Regions from separate parts of the Homo sapiens genome. Here region 2 is linked to region 1. A link is an interaction called in ENCODE POLR2A ChIA-PET data of the cell type or tissue named here. Cell type or tissue: Panc1. All regions are shown on one strand. Links, peaks and the distances in the headings refer to the core of each region. The heading gives the core; the rest is flanking DNA.

Evidence for each region. Peaks named below come from ENCODE experiments on the same cell type or tissue, not always from the same donor. Only the 100,000 strongest peaks of a DNase experiment are listed, where the experiment ranks them.
Region 2: POLR2A ChIA-PET joins it to region 1 with 12 read pairs; 2 of 35 experiments call an interaction of 5 or more read pairs at or near these places.

What each region holds. Positions count from the first base shown.
Region 1 is chr9:72,018,513-72,029,707 of GRCh38, forward strand. No RefSeq gene overlaps it. Among named protein-coding and RNA genes, the nearest start is that of C9orf57, 37 kb to the right of the region's middle. RefSeq lists an enhancer at 6,521-6,815. In Panc1, for the core only: CTCF peaks have their summits at 6,671 (motif pointing left) and 6,897; a DNase peak (open chromatin) is centred at 6,649; H3K27ac peaks cover 4,164 bases.
Region 2 is chr9:71,885,307-71,896,501 of GRCh38, forward strand. The region is part of intron 1 of ABHD17B (abhydrolase domain containing 17B, depalmitoylase); the gene reads right to left. Among named protein-coding and RNA genes, the nearest start is that of ABHD17B, 20 kb to the right of the region's middle. In Panc1, for the core only: no CTCF peak of the experiment used is centred there; no DNase peak of the experiment used is centred there.

The DNA.
Region 1 (11,195 bases), core at 3,850-8,849:
ACTCCAGCCTGGGCGGCAGAGCAAGACTCTGTCTCAAAAAAAAAAAAAAGCTTAATATGTGTACTTAATACTTATCTAAGTTATTCAGTATCTCTACTCTCCTCCACCTAAATTCAAGGACCTTGGAATGTCTCCATTTGTCTTGAACATTATTATTATTATTATTATTATTTATTTATTTATTTATTTATTTTGAAACGGAGTTTCACTCTTGTTGCCCAGGCTAGAGTGCAGTGGCACTCGGCTCACTACAACCTCCGCCTCCTGGGTTCAAGTGACTCTCCTACCTCAGCCTCCCAAGTAGCTGGGATTACGGGAGTGTGCCACCCCACCCAGCTAATTTTTTTGTATTTTCAGTAGAGATGGGGTTTCACCATGTTGGCCAGCTAGTCTCAAACTCCAGACCTCAGGTGATCCACCTCCCTCGGCCTCCCAAATTGCTGGGATTACAGGCATCAGCCACCGCGCCCAGCCCTCTTGCACATTATTGTTGTCAGGGTTTTAGCTCTATCTTCTTCTCTTTTTTTCCCTAAAGTTAGACTTCATTATTACTGATTTATACAGCCAGTCTCTATGTGTTTGCACTTATTTAACACCAGCATGTGAGCTCACTCCCCACCACTCTCACTCAATCTCCTTCTGTCTTTTATGAATATTTTCCATCTTCAGGACTGTCTTTTAATGTTTGTTTAGAGAGGTTATTTTGATGACAAAAAATTTTAGTCTTTGTTTCTCTGAAAAAGCAAAGAGTTTTACCGAGTATGTGATTCTAGATTAATTAGTATGTGTTCCATCCTCTTGTTCCATTCGGGGACTGAGTAGGCCTCGAGCCCATCGCTCAATTCTGAGATTTCCCTTTGCTGCTGCCCTGTGTAGGTTCTGTTTTCTGTATCTCATGCTGCCTTGGGTTTTTCTGGTTTTTGGTTTTTGGGTTTTTTTGTTTTTTTGTTTTTTTGTTTTGGTTATAATTCCTTTATTTTGCTGAAGCATATTCTTCAATGGTTTCCTTAAGGACACATGAGGTAAATTTTTAGAGCCCGTGGATGTCTATAAGTGTCCTTATTTAATCTTCACATTTGATTTGTAATTTGATATAGGATTTGGCAGGCATGGTTCCTTAAAGATTTTGAAGTAATTGTCCTAACACCTCTCAGTGTTGCTGTTGAGCATTAAATGTCCTTTCGGTTCCCCCACCCTTTGTGTGTGACCTGTTTTTCCTTTCCGAAAGTGACTTTAGAATCTTTTATTCACTTTGTTTCTCTAAAATTTATTTTCGTTTGTTTAAATTGGACTGTTGGTGACCTCCTTCCAAGTGGAGACTTACATTCTTGTACTCTGGATTGCTTTTTGTTGGGAGGTATTAGTCCTTGATAATTTGATTCCTTTCAACTTATCTGTTTACTTTTTCTAGAATTACTTTGATTTCTCCTCTAAGTCTCTTGTCCTTTTATTTCTATCTCTTTGTCTATTATTGTTTTACCTTCTGGAAGACTTACTTAATTTTCATTGTCCAACTCTTCTATTGAATTTTAAATTTTGTTAGTCATACTTTGTGTTTTAAAGAACTTTTCATTTTTCTCAATGTCTTTTTTATAGCATCCTGTTTACTTTTTATGGGTGGAATATCTTGTGTCTTGCTAAAAGTAGTGACAGTTACTTATAAAATAACTGAATAAAAGAGAACAGAATAAAATAAAACAGAATAAAATAAGATGTATATTTTATTCTGTTTCTTGCATTACAGTGGTTTTCCTCTGAGGGTGTGTAGGTGTGTGTGCACCCACCTGTTTTTTCTACTTGAAGATTTCCACAAATATCTAACTATTCTTGATTCAAAACCAATAAAACATCCTATAAAGAAAGATTGAGAAGAAGTTATAGTATAAAAAGTATTTGCTTTGGCTAATTGTTTTTGAACTAAACATCTAGTTATTGAGTGTCATCTTTCTTTCACCTTCACATGTTATTGTCTTTGTAGGGAGAAAATCCAAGCACCCTTATTTTTTTTTTCCAATAATAAGACTGTTTTCTATAGGTGAATATAAATTTAGATGTAACCTTCTGGGGGGATTTTGAATGGTATGATTATATGTCTTAAGTTTTATGAAGGTCAACAGTTTGCCCATATGTACTTGTAAGCATACTAGGCTGTAAGTTAGAAGGACTGGGCTCTATCTAGTTACAGGTTCTTGTTGTGTAATTATAGGTGTATCATCTACCTTGTCTGAACTTCAGTTTCTTTATGCATAAAATGAAACCCATTTTCTCACTAAAGTATTACGGGTATCCAATGACATGTTTATTTATTTTTATTTTATTCTTTATTTTAATTTTAATTAAAAAAATTTTTTTTTGAATTTTTTTTAAAAGCCGGATGCAGCAACTCATGCCTGTAATCCCAGTACTTTGGGAGGCAAAGGCAGGTGGGTCATTTGAGGTCAGGAGTTCGAGAGCAGCCTGACCAACATGGTGAAAACCCTGTCTCTACTAAAAATACAAAATTAGCCAGGCGTGGTGGCACACGCCTGTTATCCCAGCTACTTGGGAGGCTGAGGCAGGAGAATTGCCTTGAACCCAGGAGGCAGAGGTTACAGTGAGCCAAGATTGTGCCACAGCACTCCAGCCTGGGCAACAAGAGCAAAACTCCATTTCAAAAAAAAAATTTTTTTTTTACATTTTTATTTTTTACTTTTTAATTTATTTTTATTTGTATTTTTTTCACTCTGTTGCCCAGGCTGGAGTACAGTGACACAATCTCGGTTCACTATAAACTCCGCCTCCTGGGCTCAAGTGATTCTCCTTCCTCAGCCTCCTGAGTAGCTGAGATTACAGGTGGCTGCCACCACGCCTGGCTAATTTTTGTATTTTTAGTAGAGATGGGGATTCACCATGTTGGCCAGGCTGGTCTCGAACTCCTGACCTCAGGTGATCCACCTGCCCTGGCCTCCCAAAGTGCTGGGATTACAGGCGTGAACCGCCATGTCTGACCTAGTTTTTTTTTTTTTTTTTTTTTTTTTTTTGAGATGAAGTCTCACTCTTGTCCCCCAGGCTGGAGTACAACGGTGTGACCTTGGCTCACTGCACCCTCTGCCTCCTGGGTTCAAGCGATTCTCCTACCTCAGCCTCCTGAGTAGCTAGGATTACAGGTAACTGCCACCACATTCGGCTAATTTTTGTATGTTTAGTAGAGACGGGGTTTCACTATGTTGGCCAGGCTGGTCTCAAACTCCTGACCACAGGTAATCCGCCCGCCTCGGCCTCCTAAAGTGCTGGGATTACAGGCATGAGCCACCGCGCCCGGCCTACCTATTCTCTCTTATTTTTGTACCGTGTCTCCCTTGGATCATTATCTTGCCAAAGATCATAAACTACAGCTTAGAAACCTGTGCTTAATTATTAGTTTCATGTTTATTTCAGTGCCAGGGCTTGTGAAGACCATAGGTTGCTTTTGAAAGAAAAATAGGCATAAAACTTCTCCCTTAAAGCTATACAATTACCAGTTACCCTTTGACATTATCTATGATCCTCTTATGTGTTCCTTCTTATTTATTTATTGTTGTTGTCTTCCCCATGCAGATAGAGGACCAGCAAAGCTCCCTCATATTTCCAAAGGCCCAGGGATCCTCAAAACATAGACTAAAGCATGCATAGGAAGATATGAGGGTGGATGACAGGAGATGACAGTAGTGTCTAGATGCCCGTGAAAGCTTCTCTGTGAACCTGTTTGGAGTCCAAATAGGGCAGGACAGGACAGCAGGTGGAATGGGTGGAGGAGTAACAATGGGGACTCAGATCAAGTCCCACCAGGGGTGGCCTTGGGCTCACCACTTCTTTTCCCTCCCCTGCTGATATGGTTTGGGTCTGTGTCCCCATCCAAATTTCATGTCCAATTATAATCCCCAATATGGGAGGTGAAGCCTGGTGGGAAGTGATTGGATGATGGGGGTGGGTTTCCCATTTGGTGCTGTTCTCGTGATAATGAATGAGTTATCATGATATCTGTTGTTTAAACGTGTGTGGCACCTCCCCACTCTCTCTCTTCCTCCTGCTGTAGCCATGTAAAGATGTGCCTGCTTCCCCTTCACCTTCTGCCATGATTATAAGTTTCCTGAGGCCTCCCCAGCTATGCTTCCTGCACAGCATGTAGAACCATGAGTCAATTAAACCTCTTCTCTTTATAAATTATCCAGTTTCAGGTATTTCTTTATAGCAGTGTCAGAATAGACTAACACACCTGCTCTGTCATGTCTCAGGCAAAAGCCTCGCACTAGTTCTTAAAAAGGGGTGCCAGAAAGAAACAGGAGTCAAAGCAGGCCTGAGAGAGAGAAAGAGTTGTTCTAGAAAGCGTGAGAACAAGAGCAAATGTGTGAGAATGAGAAGAAGAGAGCATGAGAGAAAAAAGAGAAAAAGACAAAGAGAGCGAGAGACAGAGGCTCTTCCAGAAAGATGAATCACTATTTTAACCAAGCTACACACACACACACACACACACACACACCCCTCACAAGTTCCTCATCCTAGAAGTCCAAGCCTCTCCAGGCTGACTCACCATCCAAACCCTATATAAACTGCTTGACCTAGTTCTGAAGAGGATTACTTTTAGCCTCAATCACTCATGGATTATTCCTTTATATATGCAGTGTCTACCCGTCTTATCCACCCCAGGTGACTAATGAACTAAATTTCTCTTTCATGACATCAAATTTGTGACATGAACTTCATGCAGCCATGTTTGTGTTTAAAAGACCATTCAGAAGCTGAGTCTAATAGAATGTGGCCTTGGGATTCTCATCCAGGAATAAAACCATTGAAAATATTTCCTTGTTCCTAGACCAGGTGAGAGAAACAAAAACAAATAAATTAGAAAAAAATAAAAATTGAGTAGCTGTTTGCAAACTTTGAGAGGCCAAGGCGGGCAGATCACCTGAGGTCAGGAGTTCGAGACCGCCTGGCCAACATGGTGAAACCCCGTCTCTACTAAAAATACAAAAATTAGCCGGGTGTAGTGGCGCATGCCTGGAATCCCAGCACTTGGTAGGCTGAGGCAAGAGAATCACTTGAACCCGAGAGGTGGAGGTTGCAGTGAGCCGAGACTGTGCCATTGCACCCCAGCCTGGGGTACAAGAGTGAAACTCCATCTCAAAAAAAAAAAAAAAAAAAAAAGAAAGAAAGAATGAATGGGTATTTATTAAGCTGTGCTATCTGGGAAGCTGTAGCAATGTTAAAAGTAATAAACGATTCAAAGTTCATCAGATAAATATAGGTAGATGAGAACAAACGAGTAACATCAATAAAGTAGGTTGTGTTTCTATGCATGAAGAAATGTTGCGTCTTATAATTCAATTCACTTTAGACATTTATTAGGCACTCATCAGGTACAAACTCTGCCCTAGGAATTGGTGGGTGCTACAAAATAAATGAAACACTGTTGTATTTGGCCATTCTTGCACTGCTATAAAGAAACTGGATAATTTATAAGAAAAGAGGTATAATTGACTCATGGTCTGCAGGCTGTACAGGAAGCATAGTGGCATCTGCTTCTGGGGAGGCCTCTAGAAGCTTCTAATCATGGTGGAAGGCAAAGTGGGAGCAGGCACATTGCCTGGTGAGAACAGGAGCAAGAGAGAGAGAGAGAGAGACAGGTGCCTCACTTTTAAACAGCCAGATCTTGCGAGAAATCACTATGATGAGGATGGGACCAAGAGGATGTTGCTAAACTATTCCTGAGAAATCCACCCCCGTGATCCGATCACCTCCCACCAGGTCCCACCTCCAACACTGGAGATTACACTTCAATGTGAGATTAGGGTGGGGCCAGCATCCAAACTATATCAACTGTTAAGGAAATAAAAGCTTTCTGCTATTTTATATGTATGTTCCTCATTCAGGTTACACAGTTCTTGTGTTGTATTCTGTGTAACGCTCTCACTGGCTTTGTTCCTGTGAAGGCCAGTGGATAAAACCTCTTATGTTATTCATGAGGGGTATTCATCTGCCCTAAAGCAGGGAGCTGGGGAAGAGGGGCCAATTCTCAATCAGAAAACCAGAGCTCAGGTGATTCTCAGAGCTCAGAGGCACAAAGAATAAGCAATATTATATGATTGGGTCTAGCTCTGTTGTGTGTGTGTTTTTTTCCAAATGTGTATGTGTGTGTGTGTATATATATATACACACACACACATACACATTTGGAAAAAAACACTTGGAAAAAAACACACACACAACAGAGCTAGACCCAATCAATATATGGGTCTATGTATATATACATACACACATATATATTATATATTTTATAATATATAAAAATAATGAGAATATATATTATATATTTTATAATATATAAAAATAATGAGGATATATATATATCCTCATTATTTTTAGTAAGGTTTCCTTTTAAAGTTCTGGCCCTGCTCCTGAAGACATAAAGAAGGGCCTTAGATCCTTGGGAGCAGGGTTCTTACAGTGTGGTCTCAGGGCCAGCAGCAGCAGCAGCAGCATCTCCCTGGGGACTCGGGAGTAATGCAGGTTCCTGTGTGTCACCCACATCTACTGATCAGGAACTCTGGTGTGAGACCGAATGATGAAAGCCGTCCAGGGGATTCCGATGCTGCTCAGGGTTAAAAACCACAGCTTGATCTGAAGAGCTGCAGGGGACAGCGCCCTCTGGAGGCCACGTGATCACAGCAGCCATAGAAAAGCAGCTGCATCCAGAGAAAGGAGCAAGAGTCTAGGTTTCCGAGTCCTGTTGTCCCTTCTCATGCAAAGAGACTTCTATGGTGGTCAACTTTAGAGATCCTGACTTGATTTAATTAAAGGATATTGCTGGTTTTTTTTTTTCTTTTTTTTTTTTTTTGAGACAGGGCATCGCTCTGTCACCAGGCTGGAATGCAGTGGTGTGATCTCGGCTCACAGCAACCTACACCTCCCGGGTTCAAGCGATTCGCCTGTCTCAGCCTCCCAGCAAATTTTTGTATTTTTAGTAGAGACGGGGTTTCACCATGTTGGCCAGGCTGGTCTCGAACTCCTGACCTCAAATGATCCACCCAGCTTGGCCTCCCAAAGTGCTGGGATTATAGGCGTGAGCCACCGCACCCGGCCTTGTTTTCTTTATAATAGTCCAGGCTCTCAGCATGGGTGAATATGGGTGTGTTCTAAAATAAATACTGTTCTATTTGCTTTTTCCAGTTCAAGTGTTCATATCATTCCCCTATTCAAAACGTTTTTACTGGTTCTTCATTAAACAGTCATCTCAGCCTAGTCTTTAAGGCCTCTGCAATGGGTCCAGCCCTCATTCTCAGCTCTCTCTCTCTTCCTCCCTGCATGAAAAATGCTGCTTGCTTGCTTTTGTGTTCATGTGGCATAGCTCATGCAACAGCGGCAGGCCACACAGTGTTGACAACTATGTCTCTCCTCTAAACCAAGCTTTTAAGGGCAGGCACCACATTCTGTTCCTGCTTATCCCAGCATTTAGCACAGTGCCTGTTAATCATAGCTGGTTGGAAATTGTTTTAAAAATGAGTAAGTGGCTGAATATTATGCGTGGTCTAGCTGTGTTGAACTATTTGCTGTTCTTGGAACTTTCTACCTCTGTCTTCCTTTGTGCAGTTCCTTTCAATGTGAGATGCCCTTACATGTCCATCTCTAGCCTCTCAAAACCCCACCCATGCTTTAAGATTTACTCATAGTGGCTGCTTAATAAACACGTGGGAGTTGAACTGTATAGAACGTGCCCTTGATGGAACAGAGTCATCAGCTGGTAAGTTCATTAAGTCACACTGTTCCTAGGGCAAAGTGCACTTGAAAAAAGTGGCACAAATAATAATAATGACATTTATCTATAATATCAATCAGTTGTATTGCTTGAGATCTTATCATGTGCCAAACCTTGCACTAAGCTTTTTACATATTATATTTTATTTAATTCTTAAATCAGTTTATGGAGAAAGTATTGTTATTTGTAAAAATTTAGAATGAGGAAATGGAGGCACAGAGGGGTTAAATAATTTGCCCAAGGTTATTTATTTTATTTTATTTTGAGATGGAGTCTCACTCTGTCACCCAGGCTGGAGTGCAGTGGCACGATCTCGGCTCACTCTAAGCTCTGCCTCCCCGGTTCACACCATTATCCTACCTCAGCCTCCCGAGTAGCTGGACAGGCGCCCACCACCACGCCTGGCTAAGTTTTTTGTATTTTTTTAGTAGAGATGGGGTTTTACCGTGTTAACCAGGATCATCTCGATCTTCTGACTCGTGATCCACCCGCCTCGGTCTCCCAAAGTGCTGGGATTTCAGGTGTGAGCCACCGCGCCCGGCTTGCCCAAGGTTATATAGCTAAAAATGTCAAAGACAAGGTTTCACTATGTTGCCCAGGCTGGTCTTGAACTCTTAGGATCAAGCAATCCTCCCTCCTCAGCCTCCCAAATAGCTGGGACTATAGTCATGCCACCATACCTGGCTGAAGCCAATATTAAAATGTAGGTCTGGGCCATGCACAGTGGCCTACACCTGTAATCCCAGCACTTTGGAAGGCTGAGGTGGGCAGATCACAAGGTTAGGAGATCGAGACCATCCTGGCCAATATGGTGAAATCTCGTCTCTACTAAAAATACAAAAATTAGCTGGGCATGGTGGTGTGTGACTGTAATCCCAGCTACTCAGGAGGCTGAGGCAGGAGAATCACCTGAACCTGGGAGGCGGAGGTTGCGGTGAGCTGAGATCGCGCCACTGCACTCCAGCCTAGGTGACACAGTGAGATTCCATCTAAAAATAAATAAATAAATAAATATAAAATGTAGGTCTGGTAGACACCAAAGTCAATGCTCTTAACTTGAAGCTAAATAGATTATTGATAAAGTATATAGATATTAGAGATCTTGACAAAACAGAATTGCAAATCTAAACAGACAAGCAAGAAACCTGAACTCATATGCCAGTCGATGAATAAATTAATATTTATTGAGCAGCTACTATGGGTCAGGCATTGTTCTAGGAGCAGGATGATAGAGCGGATGAATAGGCAAGGTCTCTGCTCTCAGGGAATTTACTTTCCAGTGAGATAATCTGTTTAGGAGATAACATTTGAGCCAATCCCTGGATGATGAGAAGGAGCCGTCATTTAAAGATTTGGGAAGAGCCTGTCTCAGGCAAAAGGAAGGAAGAGGAAGTGCAAAGGTCCTGAGGCTAGGAAGACCAACAGAGGAGCCAATATGCAGAAACCATCGAGTGGAATTGACCCTGGATCAAGCTGTGCTTTCTGGACACAGCTTCCATAAAAGAAGGAACAAAACCCAGGTGTGAGTGGCCCAAAACAGGTGAATCAATTACCATATCTAGGAAGCAGGATCAAGTTGAAAGAAGATTCTCTTACCCCTTTAAATATTTTCATCTGTGCCACTATTGCAGTGTCTGAAAATGAATCAAGTTTGTAGATGACTTTGGGGGTGAAAGCAAGCGTCATCATTAAATAATATCATCAAACCATTCCCCAAAAAGTCAATAAAGTGAGTAACACAGTCTAGGAAGGACTTGCTTCTCAAAGGGTTCTGTTTACCAGATATCCCCTATATTGTTGCCTTTTCAGAGTAATTTTGTAAGAACCAAGTCACGGTCTCAGTAATGGCACTCTTACAGTGGGAAAATCCAATACCCAGGTGCTTTATGGACATATCAAGAATCATGAGTAAGGTCCGGGTGAGAGTGAATCTGTTGATAAAAACATGCCAGGGAATATTTTGTTTCCAATTGAGTGGTCTAAGAAAATGGGGAATGGGGAAGAAGGGTGAACCCTAGATATAGGCAATAGAAGCTGCCTGTCTGTAGAAAATTTAGCAATAATAATAAAGCTGATTAAAAGTCAAGTGATAAGGCCGGGCGTGGTGGCTCACGCCTGTAATCCCAGCTCTTTGGGAGGCTGAGGCAGGAGAATGGCATGAACTTGGGAGGCAGAACTTGCAGTGAGCTGAGATCGCGCCACTGCACTCCAGGCTGGGCAACACAGCGAGACTCCGTCTCAAAAAAAAAAAAAAAAAAAAGTCAAGTAATAAAAAGCAGACAAACAAACCCTTTCCTGCAGGGGCGGGGCAGACCCTTCCCACAGCAAATCCCCCTGGTAGGTGGCTGTTAACAATGTCAAATCCAATTTGCAATACCTTTTTGTTCCTTCTTTGAACCTATACTTGATGTCTTCCACATGGTCTCCCCTGGGTCTGTTTTCTCTGTCAAGTAGTTGCTGTCTCTTTATGGGTGCTATGAAGGGCTCTCTTCCTTGTTTTGAGGTTCACAGCTCTTCTCTTCATGAGAGAACTTTTCCATACCCAGCTATTCACCTGCTTTTTCAGAGGTGTTCAAACCTGAGTGACTCCCTCTTGAATAGGGGCTGGATAAAATAAGGCTGAGACTGACTGGGCTGAATTCCCAGGAGGTCAGACATTCTTAGTCCAGGATGGGATAGGAAGTCAGCAGGACTGGTATCACAAGATACAGGTCACAAAGACCCTGCTGATAAAACAGGATGCAGTAAAGAAGCCGGCCAAAACCCACTAAAACCAAGATGGCAACAAAAGTGACTTCTGGTCATCCTCACTGCCCACTATACACTAATTATAATGCATTAGCATGCTAAAAGACAGTCCCACCAGCACCATGACAGTTTACAAATGCCATGGCAATGTCAGAAAGTTACCCTATATGGTCTAAAAGGTGGAGGAACCCTTAGTTCTGGGAATTGACTGCCCTTTCCCGGCAAACTCATGAATAATCCACCCCTTGTTTAGCATATAATCAAGAAAGAACTATAAGTATACTCTGTTGAGTAGCCCATGCCTCTGCTCTGCCTATGGAGTAGCCATTCTTTTCTTCCTTTACTTTCTTAATAAAGTTGCTTACACTTCACTCTATGAACTCGCCCCAAGTTCTTGACTGAGGTCCAAGAACCCTCTTTTGGGGCCTGGATGGGGGCTCCTTTCTGGTAACATTTTTATCTGAAGTGATACTTCCTTCTAGGCATCCCTAAGAAGGAAGGTGTCTGTAACTTGTAGAGCTGCTGTCCTCTCTTGGCGACAGCCAGTCCCTGTAATACATCCTTCAGTATACCTGCCTTCTTATGTAAGCACACTTATTACCAAAAAAGTACACTTAAGCACAAATATTTAGTGAGGCCCATAGGCCAGGCACTGTCTGGACATTGGGAAGAGAGC
Region 2 (11,195 bases), core at 2,890-7,889, 130 kb before region 1:
AAAATTAGCCAGGCGTGGAGGCGTACACCTGTCATCCCAGCTACTCAGGAGTCTGAGGCAGGAGAATGGCTTGAACCCGGGAAGCAGAGGTTACAGTGAGCCGAGATTGCACCACTGCACTCCAGCCTGGGTGACAGAACAAGACTCTGTCTCCAAAAAAAAAAAAAAAAGGGGGTCACCTCAATGTTAAACAGATGGCCCATTGTGAAAATTAAGGTTTTCCTTTTGGCAGGGCATTCAACAATTTCTTCACTTACAGCAAGAGCAATTTCCTAAAATTGTATGAAATAATAATTTAAGAATCTGCTTCTCCTGGTAACGTTTTCCTCCTCAATGACAAAGAAAAAAGATAAATAACTGATTCTTTCTCAGCAAAACAGGAAGACTAATGTAAAAAAAAGTCCCTAAATAGAATGACCTACTGTATCTCCTTCCTCTCTTCTAACGTAAGAAATTACTGACATGACTCCTGTCAATTTTTGACATAATAACAATTTACTAGGGGAAAAAAAATCTCCTTTTGATCTCCTTGTAATAGTTTCTTGGTAATGCAGACCAACTCATATTACTACTAATTATTATAAGGTTTAAGATTTTTGTTGTACTGAACTAGCATTAAAAGTCTTTAAAAGCAGGTTTAGAGAAAACATTTAAAAGAATGCTTATATCTTTCTTCATTTTGTGTGATATGTTGACAACTATGCTCAGTACACTGTATGTGATAAACCATTTAAATTTTGATATATTAGATTTCATGTTAAGAACTATAGTCTAAAATTCAAGATGAATTACTCCATTTATGGATAACTCTGGGGATGCAATATCATTCTGTGTAATCTGTAGTAGTATTCAAAGTATAGCTACATGTGAAACTCTAAGCTCTGAGTGTTATGGTTTTTAGAAAGCCATACACATTACAGAGTTTAGTACATACAGAGAAGCTGAATATTCACCTTGAAAGAAGATGAAGCATCCAAAACACAGTATCAAAGTTTCCTGGGCCAGGCACAGTGGCTCATGCCTGTAATCTGAGCACTTTGGGAGGCCGAGTCAGGAGGATCTCTTGAGGCCAGGAGTTCAAGACCAGCCTGGGCAACATAGGGAGACCCTGTCTCAAAAAAAAAAAAAAAAAATCCACTAACTCACTAACTACAACTTGAACAGGAGGTACTTAGTTGTAACAATGTTTTAAAACATTTTCTATCTTATCTGGGCATGCCTTATGCAGGACCAAAGCTCGTCACACTCTGTTGCCCCGGCTGGAGTGCAGTGACGTGATCTCGGCTCACTGCACCCTCCGCCTCCCAGGCTCAAGCGATCCTCCTACCTCAGCCTCCCGAGCAGCTGGGACCACAGGTGTGTGCCACCATGTCTGGCTAATTATTCGTACTTTTTGTAGAGACAGGGTTTCATGGATGAAACGGGTTCACAGATGAAACAAGTTTCATCTGTGAGATCAAAGGGCTCAAAATTCAGGTGACTTTGCAGGAAAAAGTCAGCTCTGCTTGAAGACACAAACTGGATGAACTGCATGCTACATGAGTTTTTAAACTCGGAGAAAAAATTTAAAAATATTAATGTTTTAATATTTTGAATTAAAAGAAGAAATTTTTGCAAAACCTCTTCTTTGAAAAAGAATCATGTCTGGTACTTTTAAGGTAAAGTTGCAATTTTTAAATACCAATAAGATTCTAGATATAGAGTGTAACAGTGCCAATGGGTCACTTGAAAACACCCTTAGAAGTGTGGGTTTTGTTGGGGTAAACTGAACAAACGCCTTAATAATTTGAGTTTAGAAAAATTTAGAGGAGTTTCTCAAATGGAAAAAAAAATGTACTGGGCAATGTGCAAATAAGAGTCCTTTCTCACTGGTGGAAAGTACTGGAGTTAGACGAAAAAAGAAAGTTGAGGTGAAGATAGGAGGCATCAACCAGAGACATCAAAATAGTGTCAGTTCTAGTGTAAGTTGTGAACTTACTATCCTAGTAAAAAAAAAGCTAGTAAGGTTCAGAAATGAAGATGTTAGATCTATGATGACATTATAGTAGAAGATGAAAATTAAGGGTAAAGAGTCTATAAGCTGTGCCAAGCAAACTAATTTGGGTCAGAAGTCCTATTTATTTTAATGCAGTGCTTTTTATTACTTTTGTTTTCCCTCAGTTTCTTGATACTGCTAGACACTGCACTAGCTAAGCACTCACTCTCCACATATGATTATTTAAATTTAAATTACCTAAAATTAAATATTCACTTCTTCAATCCCACCAGCCACTGTGGCTACAAGTTACACAGCATAGTATGAATATTTCTTTCACTACAGAAAGCCCTAATGGGCAGTGCTGAACGAAAACCTTTGAAACCCAGACAATCCAGAACAAACAGTTCCATGCTTTAAATTCATACTAGCTTCAAATGCTAAAGAGCACCTTCCTTCCTGGCTTTTCCATCAAAGTACATATACGTAAATCTCATAGATCTTTCTGTTGAACATTGATAAAACACACAGAACTAAGTGAGATTGCCTACACAAGACTATTCTGGAAAATTTTATCTTTATGACACAGACTTATTTCTAACCCAATTCTAACATAAAAGCCATTTTATTAAAAATGAGCAGTGCAACTCAATTAGGCTATCTATATGTTTTAATCCACGGTTTGATGAATCAAAAGGATTCATGTTCTTGAGAGGTTCCTTGTAAGCTGAAGTTGCAAGTAAACCATGAGAAAGTGTAAAAAACACTTGTGACTATTAGCTAATGAATTTCTGAACATAGTCCAAAACAGTATCCTAAACACTTACAATCTTGATGATCCACCAGAGCAATGTCCTAACAAGTGAACAAAGTCTTACTGATGGAGCAGTAAAATAGGTTGTTGGTTTTTGCATATGCTAGTATCACATATTCCTATAAAACTTTTGGTGACTGGAAAGTACAATTAGCTCAGGGCTTTTAAAAGTCACACCTTTACCTGTTGCTGAGCGTAAGCTAGACATGAACAGACACATGTTTTCTCTCCCTAATCATCAGCTTTTGGCATTTCTATTCTAAGAATCCAAATCATGCTTATCCTCAAACTCAAAGTTCATAGAAAAGCTGTCATATTACATTGTTCCAGAAACATTCCACAATGCACATTATTCCCTAGTTTATAAGTAAAATAAGTCCCTGAGAAACTTTTCAGGTGAGTACCTACTCAGTATTTTTCATACCATAGAACACCCATATGTACCTCAATATTATCTAGTCAATGTAGTCACAAATCTCACAAAATTTAAGGATTATTGATTATAAATAATGAATACAATCTTTTTTTAAAAAGAGGTTCATATTATGGGTACCCCAGTTTGAATTTCTAAGAGTTACAAAAAAGATTATTTCTAAGAGTTTATACAAAAAGTTTATAAAACCATTTACAGGTCAATACAGCATATGAGCATGGACCCACACAACCCTTATTTACCAAGCAGTAAATAAAATAAGGTGTTTCAATAAAGTTAAAAAAACTTTACCAAACAACAACAAAGGTTTTGTTTTTTAGGCAACTGAAACTGCTGTAAAACATATTAGAGCTACAGTGAAAAGACAAAAACGTAAACGGTGATAATACTACTACTGTATGCAAATAAATATTAGTCAAGTTCCACAATAGGGATTTGATATTTTAAGAAATAACATTGCTATTATGAAAGTATTACAAGACAAAGTTTAAAAAAAAAAACAAACCAGCCAGGTGCAGTGTCTCACGCCTGTAATCACAGCACTTTGGGAGGCTGAGGCGGGCGGATCACAAGGTTAGGAGTTCGAGACCAGCCCGGCCAATATAGTGAAACTCCATCTCTACCAAAAATACAAAAAAATTAGCCAGGCGTGGTGGCAGGCGCCTGTAATCATAGCTACTCGGGAGGCTGAGGCAGGTGAATCACTTGAACCTAGGAGGTACAGGCTGCAGTGAGCCGAGATTGCACCACTGCACTCCAGCCTGGACGACAGTGCGAGACTCCGTCTAAAGAAAAAAAAAAAAATCAAACCGCATGTTACACTATTTTTTAAAAGTCTCCTCGCCAGGCTAAAATTAGGATTGGTTAAAAGTCCACTTCAAAAAATGAAGTTCCCTAGATACTGTCTCCAACTCATAAGAGTAGAGGTTTATATTGGGAAAACCTCCTCTGAGGAATCAGACTAATCTGAAAGACATATCTTAAAAGAGACTGATATGGCAAATTACACAGGGAAGTTGGGGGATCTGGGAGCGTATTTGTGCGATACTGGTGGGGGACAGCTATGCTCTCTACTGTAAGTGGGATGTCAACATGTAAGAAGTAGTAATATAATACTGTTATCTAGCGACATGGAAGTAAACACCAAAAGAATCATTCAAAAATAACTAAATGCCCCTGGGAATTTGTAGAATTATTTGGCTTCCTGACCACATACATGTACAAAACTGATAAAAAACAAAAAATGACCAAAACAAACAAACAAACAAAAAAACACTTAAAACTTCTTTAGTCTCTTCCCTAATCCCAACCCAAACCTCAGCCTTGTTCTCAGAAATTACAATTTTGGGTCATTTGTTTTTAATTCTTCTAGTGCTTACTACCATACTCATTTTTTAAAAAAATCCATTATTTCTTATCACAGTGTAGCCTCATTATAAAAGACTGAGCGGGCTGGGCAAGGTAGCTCATACCTGGAATCCCAGCACTTTAGGAAGCAGAGGCAGGTCGATCACTTGAGGTCAGGAGTTTCAAGACCAGCCTGGCCAACATGGTGAGACCCTGTTTCTACTAAAAATAAAAATAAATAAATAAATAAATAAATAAATAAATATTAGCTGGGAGTGACGGTGCATGTCTGCAATCCCAGCTAGTCGGGAGGTTGAGACAGGAGAATAGCTTGAGCCCAGGAGACAGAGGTTGCAGTGAGCCAAGTTTGTGCCACAGCATTCCAGCCTGGGTGACAGAGCTGGACTCTGTCACACAGACACACACACACACGAAAGACTGAGAAGATTTACCCTAATTCCCACCTTCTATGCTCATTCTGATTTATTTTAGTTTGTATTAGTTATAACTTTAGATATTATAGCTGAACCTGTATTTCTTATTCTATCAACTTTAGGAAGTTTCTTCTGGCTCCCCCATGTAATCATATACCATTATTGCTGACTATACAATTAAGTTTCACATTAAGTTTTATATCATTTGCAATTTATTAAGTTTTTATCTATTGGTTGATTCTCATTAATTGGATAATAAAAAGTACTTACAGTGTCATTCACTGCCCATCCAAGGGGCATGGTAAAACTCAGAGAATAAACAGCAATTTTATGTCACTAAATTCCAAGTGTCAAGGTGTTTACATTCTTGATACTCAATTACACCTCACTGTTCAAAAATAAGGCACATTTTCGTTTGCTTCACATTTGGACTTTCAGAAGAGGCTTTAATTTTCTGAAGTTTTTGCCTTTTTATTACATTTAACATATTCCAATTTATTAGAATTTGTTCAACAAAATCCATGTTGTTCTTAAAGACATGTTTAGACCCCAGTGATTTCTGTTTTAATTTGAAATAATTATGTTCTGGGTTAGTTCACAGCCCAGTTGCCTGCCTACCTAGTACTTCTTTTCATCACATACCTCTGTTGATTCTGAATCTCAAGCTCCTTTTTGTAAGATTTTTTTGTTTGATTTTGCTGTACTACAACTCCCAAGCACTACCCCCCACCCCCTTACCCAAAGGTCTGGCGAAGTAAACTACACTGTTATGTATACTTCCACACTTACAGCAAACTAGGTCTGCTTCAGAATTATAGGTTGTTTCTTAAAATTCTCCTCGAAATTTAAATCATTGGTCCACATTTTCTAGTACCAAGTAATAAAAGTGTCTACCAATCTGATTTTTTAAAAGTGATTCTCATCTCTCAAAAATATTTATGAGATTTCCCTACATCCTTAGCTCTGAAATTTCATAAGCCTATTATCTAAATGTGTGTTATTGTTTGTCCATTTTGTTTTATACTTAATGGGTCCATTTGATCTAAAGCCCCGAGTCTTTACTTAGCTCAGATAATTTTTCTTCTATTTCCTCTCCATCTTCTCTGTTCCATGTGGAATTCCTTTTTAGGAATCCTAGGACTATCCACTATATCTATAAAGCTTTTCTTTTTGTTCTCTTCATTTGTGTTTTTCAGGTAATGCTTGTTCATCTTGGGTTTCATGCTGTTGGAATGCTTCTTTCTTGACTGTTCATATTTCTAAGCAAAGAACTAAATTGGGTTTCCTTTATATTTGTGTAAGCCTATTGACCCAGAAGGCCTATAGTCTGAATAGGACTGACTGCAGAATTGGAACTCCTGTAACTGCTAGAATAAAGAGGATTTTGGAGATAGAGTAGTCAGTGTCAGTCTGTCTCTCACAAACACACACATACGCACTCTCTCTCTCACACACACTCATACCCTGTCTATAGGGCAAACAAGTATGTTCTGTTTATCTCTTCAATGGGACCAGAAGATACTTTACAAATATTCGAGAACATAGTACAGCTTTAACTCTTGGTCCAATAATGTAATTAAAAATTTTACCCAGTAAATTCTTCTAGTGAGATGCCAACGAAGCCTTTGGACAGCACGATAGCACAGTGTAGTCCAAAGAGCACTAAGAATCAAAAGAGCCATGGCTTTCAGTTCTAGTTTTACTATTAAAAAGCTGGTGACTTTAGGGAAGTCAATCTCTTTATACCTCATTTTCCTTTTCTACAAAGTGAAAAGCATAAACTGATAATAAGGTTTCTTCTAGTTCTAAAACTTTGTAACTAAGATGTTCTCATAAGCTTCAGATACAATCTTCCATAGTATATAAAAAGAATGAAGAAATTTATAATTTGAAAAACTTCAGGTTTTCAAAGTTGTTCCGGCTACTAAAAACAAAGCTCCTGGCCAGGCGCAGTGACTCACACCTGTAATCCCAGCACTTTGGGAGGTCGAGGTGGGCGAATCACGAGGTCAGGAGATCGAGACCATCCTGGCTAACACGGTGAAACCTCATCTCTACTAAAAATACAAAAAAATTAGCCAGGCGTGGTGGCGGGCGCCTGTAGTCCCAGCTACTTGGGAGGCTGAGGCAGGAGAATGGCATGAACCCGGGAGGTGGAGCTTGCAGTGAGAGGAGATCACGCCACTGCACTCCAGCCTGGGTGACAGAGTGAGACTCCCTCTCAAAAAAAAACAAAAACAAACAAACAAAAAACACAAAGCTCCTAAACAAGTACACTATATTTACCAAAATTTAGTTAATATAAAATTTATAAACATAAATTTACATTTAGCAAATTAATTTGGGGGGGGGAAGGCAGGTGATAAGGTGGGGGAAGTGCAGAGGTGAGAGAGTAAGGGAGGTTGTCATTTCCTACAGCTGTTTTCCAAAATGAGTGGTTTTTGTATCTTGGTCACTGTAGGGAAATAATGTTGTGTTTTTTAAATTATGGTAAAATATAGATAAAAGTTACTATTTTAAGTGTACAGTTCCATGGCATTAAATACATCCACATTATTGTGCAATTATCACCAGATTTTATTTTTCATCTTCCCCAACTGTAACTCTATACCCACTAAACAATAACATCATTTTCTTCTCCTGCCAGCCTCTGGCAACCACCATTTTGTCTCTATGAATTTGACTATTCTAAGTACCTCATACAAGTGGAATTATACAATATTTGTCCTTTTGTGACAGGCTTATTTCATTGTAGCATGTCTTAGAATTTCCCTTCCTTTTCAAGGCTGAAAAATATTCCATTGTACCTAAAACAAACTATTTTGTCCTTTGCACTCACACCACAACAATCACCAGAATACTTCTGTGACCAGATGTATGAGAGATTTCCCCCAATGCAAGCAATCGCTTCTGCAGTGGACACCAGGTGGGTGTCCTCCCACCCAGTTCAATTCCAACATTATCTACCTGGAGACAGTGTCACATCCCACAGGTTGAGGGCTCCCCACTTCCAATCCCAATCTAAAGCCCCAGGTTGTTTTACCTATGCTTCTGACTAACTGGCTATAAATTGGGGTTCCCACAACCTCTTACTCCAGTCTGATTAATGTGTTAGAGCGACGCACAGAACTCAGGGAGACAGATTTACCAGTTTATTATAAAGGATATTACAAAGGATACAGTTGAAGAGATGCACAGGGCAAGGCATGTAGGAAGGGGATGCCACCCTCCATGTGCTCAGCCATCTGGAAGCTTTCTGAATCCAGTCCTTTTGGATTTTTATGGAAGCTTTGTTAAGTAGGCAATGATTGATTAAATCACTGGCTGTTGGTATCAACTTAACCTTCACGCCCTCTCTCCTACCCAGAGATTAACAGGCAGGACTGTAAATCCCAACCCTCTAATCCTGCCTGTTTCTGGGTAACTAACATCCATCCAATAGCTACCTAGAGGTGCATGGCTTTCAGTCAACTTGTTAGCATACAAAGATACTTCACTGGCCGGGCGCGGTGGCTCACGCCTGTAATCCCAGCACTTTGGTAGGCCAAGGCGGGTGGATCACAAGGTCAGGAGATGGAGATCATCCTGGCTAACATGGTGAAACCCTGTCTCTAATAAAAATACAAAAAAATTAGCTGGGTGTGGTGGCGGGCACCTGTAGTCCCAGCTACTCGGGAGGCTGAGGCAAGAGAATGGTGTGAACCCAGGACAGCGCTTGCAGCGAGCTGAGATCGCACCACTGCACTCCAGCCTGGGCGACAGAGCGAGACTCTATCTCAAAAAAAAAAAAAAAAAAAAAAAAAAAAAAAAAAGGATACTTCACTTTGGAGATTCTAAGGATTGTTGGAGTTGTATGACACAACACAAGAATGAAGATCAAATATATATTTCACAATATAATGCACATTTTGCTTGTCCTTTCATCTACTGATGTTTGACTTATTTCTTATTTATCAGTTGGTAACAAAATAGATACTATAACCAATTTGTGTATACATATAAAACTGGATTAAGGTAATAAATACATTAAATTTCAAATTTTTTAGATTTTTTAAAGATGGTGTCTCAGTCTGTTGCCCAGGCTGGAGTGCAGTGGCACCATTTGGGCTCACTGCAACCTCTGCCTCCTGGGTTCAAGTAGGCTCTGCCTCAGCCTCTCAAGTAGCTGGAATTACAGGTGCCCCGCCACGACACCCAGCTGCCAAAATTTTTAGAAGTTTTATCTTTAGCACTTGGGGCATTATTACTAAAAAATTAAATTGCAGTCTGTACATATTATTAAAAGCTACCTTCTAAAAGCATGGAAATGTATACAAAGGGCCCAGAAAGTCTTATTTCAAAAGGAACTAGACTTCTTGGGCTTAAAAATGTTCATTTTAGCCAGGTGTGGTGGCTCATGCCAGCTACTTGGGTGGCTGAGGTAGGAGAATACTTGAGCCCAGAAATTTGAAGCTGCAGTAAGCTATGATCACACCATGGCACTACCAGTCTAGGTGACAAAGCAAGAACACGTCTCCTAAAAAAAAAAAGTTTCTTTTGATTGTACAATTAATCAAATGAACCATTTCATAAATCATTTACTAACTATAAGGTCATGTTTGTCCTTATTAGTTTTGAACCATATAACATACCCCTCCCCACTGCACATACTTAAATTCAAGTATACCTACACCTAGCAATGGCTGCCACACAGAAATCACTCAAAAGCCACTGCTGGCTGAGCTGAATTTTGTCAAAACAAATCAAACAGTATTATTATTGACTGGCAAATCCAAACTTTCAGGTTTAAAACTTTGCTAGGTTAGAAAAGCCAGGCTAGTGTTAATTTACCAAAACACACTTATGCAGCACTTACTAGGTCTTGCTCCAAGTGCTTTAACAATCCTATGAGATAGATATTATTTTTTCCTCCCTCCTCCCACCCCATTTACAGATGAGGAAACAGAAACATAGATAAGTTTAACTTATGCAAGACCACAGTGTTAGTAAATGGTAAAGCCAGGTTTCATATTCAGCAGTCATCAGGAAGTGTTCTTAGACCTGGAAGCCAAGAAGTTATAACTTCTTAAGGAATTTGACTAGACCAGTACTTACTTGCCTAAAGACTATGTCCTGGCCAAATAGGGTATATAATTGTGTTTCAGGCTGAATTATCTGTCTTTGCAACTTACTCTCAAGATTCTTCTGCCTTCTGTAGAATACCAGTATGGAAAAAGGAGGCTATGACCCAGTATAGATTTTTAAAGTTGAGAAGTACTACATTACCTTACTTTGTAAAGTCTGCAATTTGAAGAATGCATCAAGCTGTTCAGCCTCTGAAACACCAATCTGTCAATGTTCTAATACTTAGTTAACTTTCTTATTAATATCTTCTACCAGAAAATGTCAATGTCTCAGGATAACATTATACTGTATATTGCTCTCAGACCTGACTTTGGACAAACCCTTATTTGGATGGTTCGGAGCTAGGTACTATTTAATCAATTCCATGCAAAATCACTTAATGTGCCAACAGCTTGGGGTCAAGCCTAAAAATTACTTTGGAATGCAACAGGACTATTTAGAGCTGTGGTTCATGGAAAACTCCTGAAACTACATGCAAAATTTTGGGACAAAAGGTCCAAAATATTTAATAACAGACTGACTTGAAAACTACTTTCTCAAAACTCTGGAGGTTCTTAAGATATATTACATTTTCATTTTAAGCTTCTCAGGCTTTACCACTCACCCAATCTAGAACAGCTATAATATCTTAATTTCTATTCAGAAAGCTAAAAGAACCCTTCCTTTTTGCACCTATCTCATCTGTGGTTAAGATGGATATTTCCAGTGCTGTGTAAGACATTTGTTACAAAATAAACCAAGCTGAATCTTAATCTACTCATATCTTGATTCAGTGAATGCTCATTCTGTCCCCAACTTCACTTCTATATGATTAACATTCTCAGCTGTAGATAGGAATTTCTACATTGTACTCCTGACTTCAATTTCTTTTTTTATCTTTTAGAATTGCATAAAATTGCAGACTACAAATGTAGTAGCAGACTTCTTATCCCTGCCCTGAAAATATGTCTACATACGGGCATTAAGGAATATCCCTAGTTCTGTCACCTATCCAGTGGGGGTTCAAGAGAACTTGGTCAAGATATCAAACTTCTAAAAAATATCTTGAGTTCTTGGTAACTTAGAGAT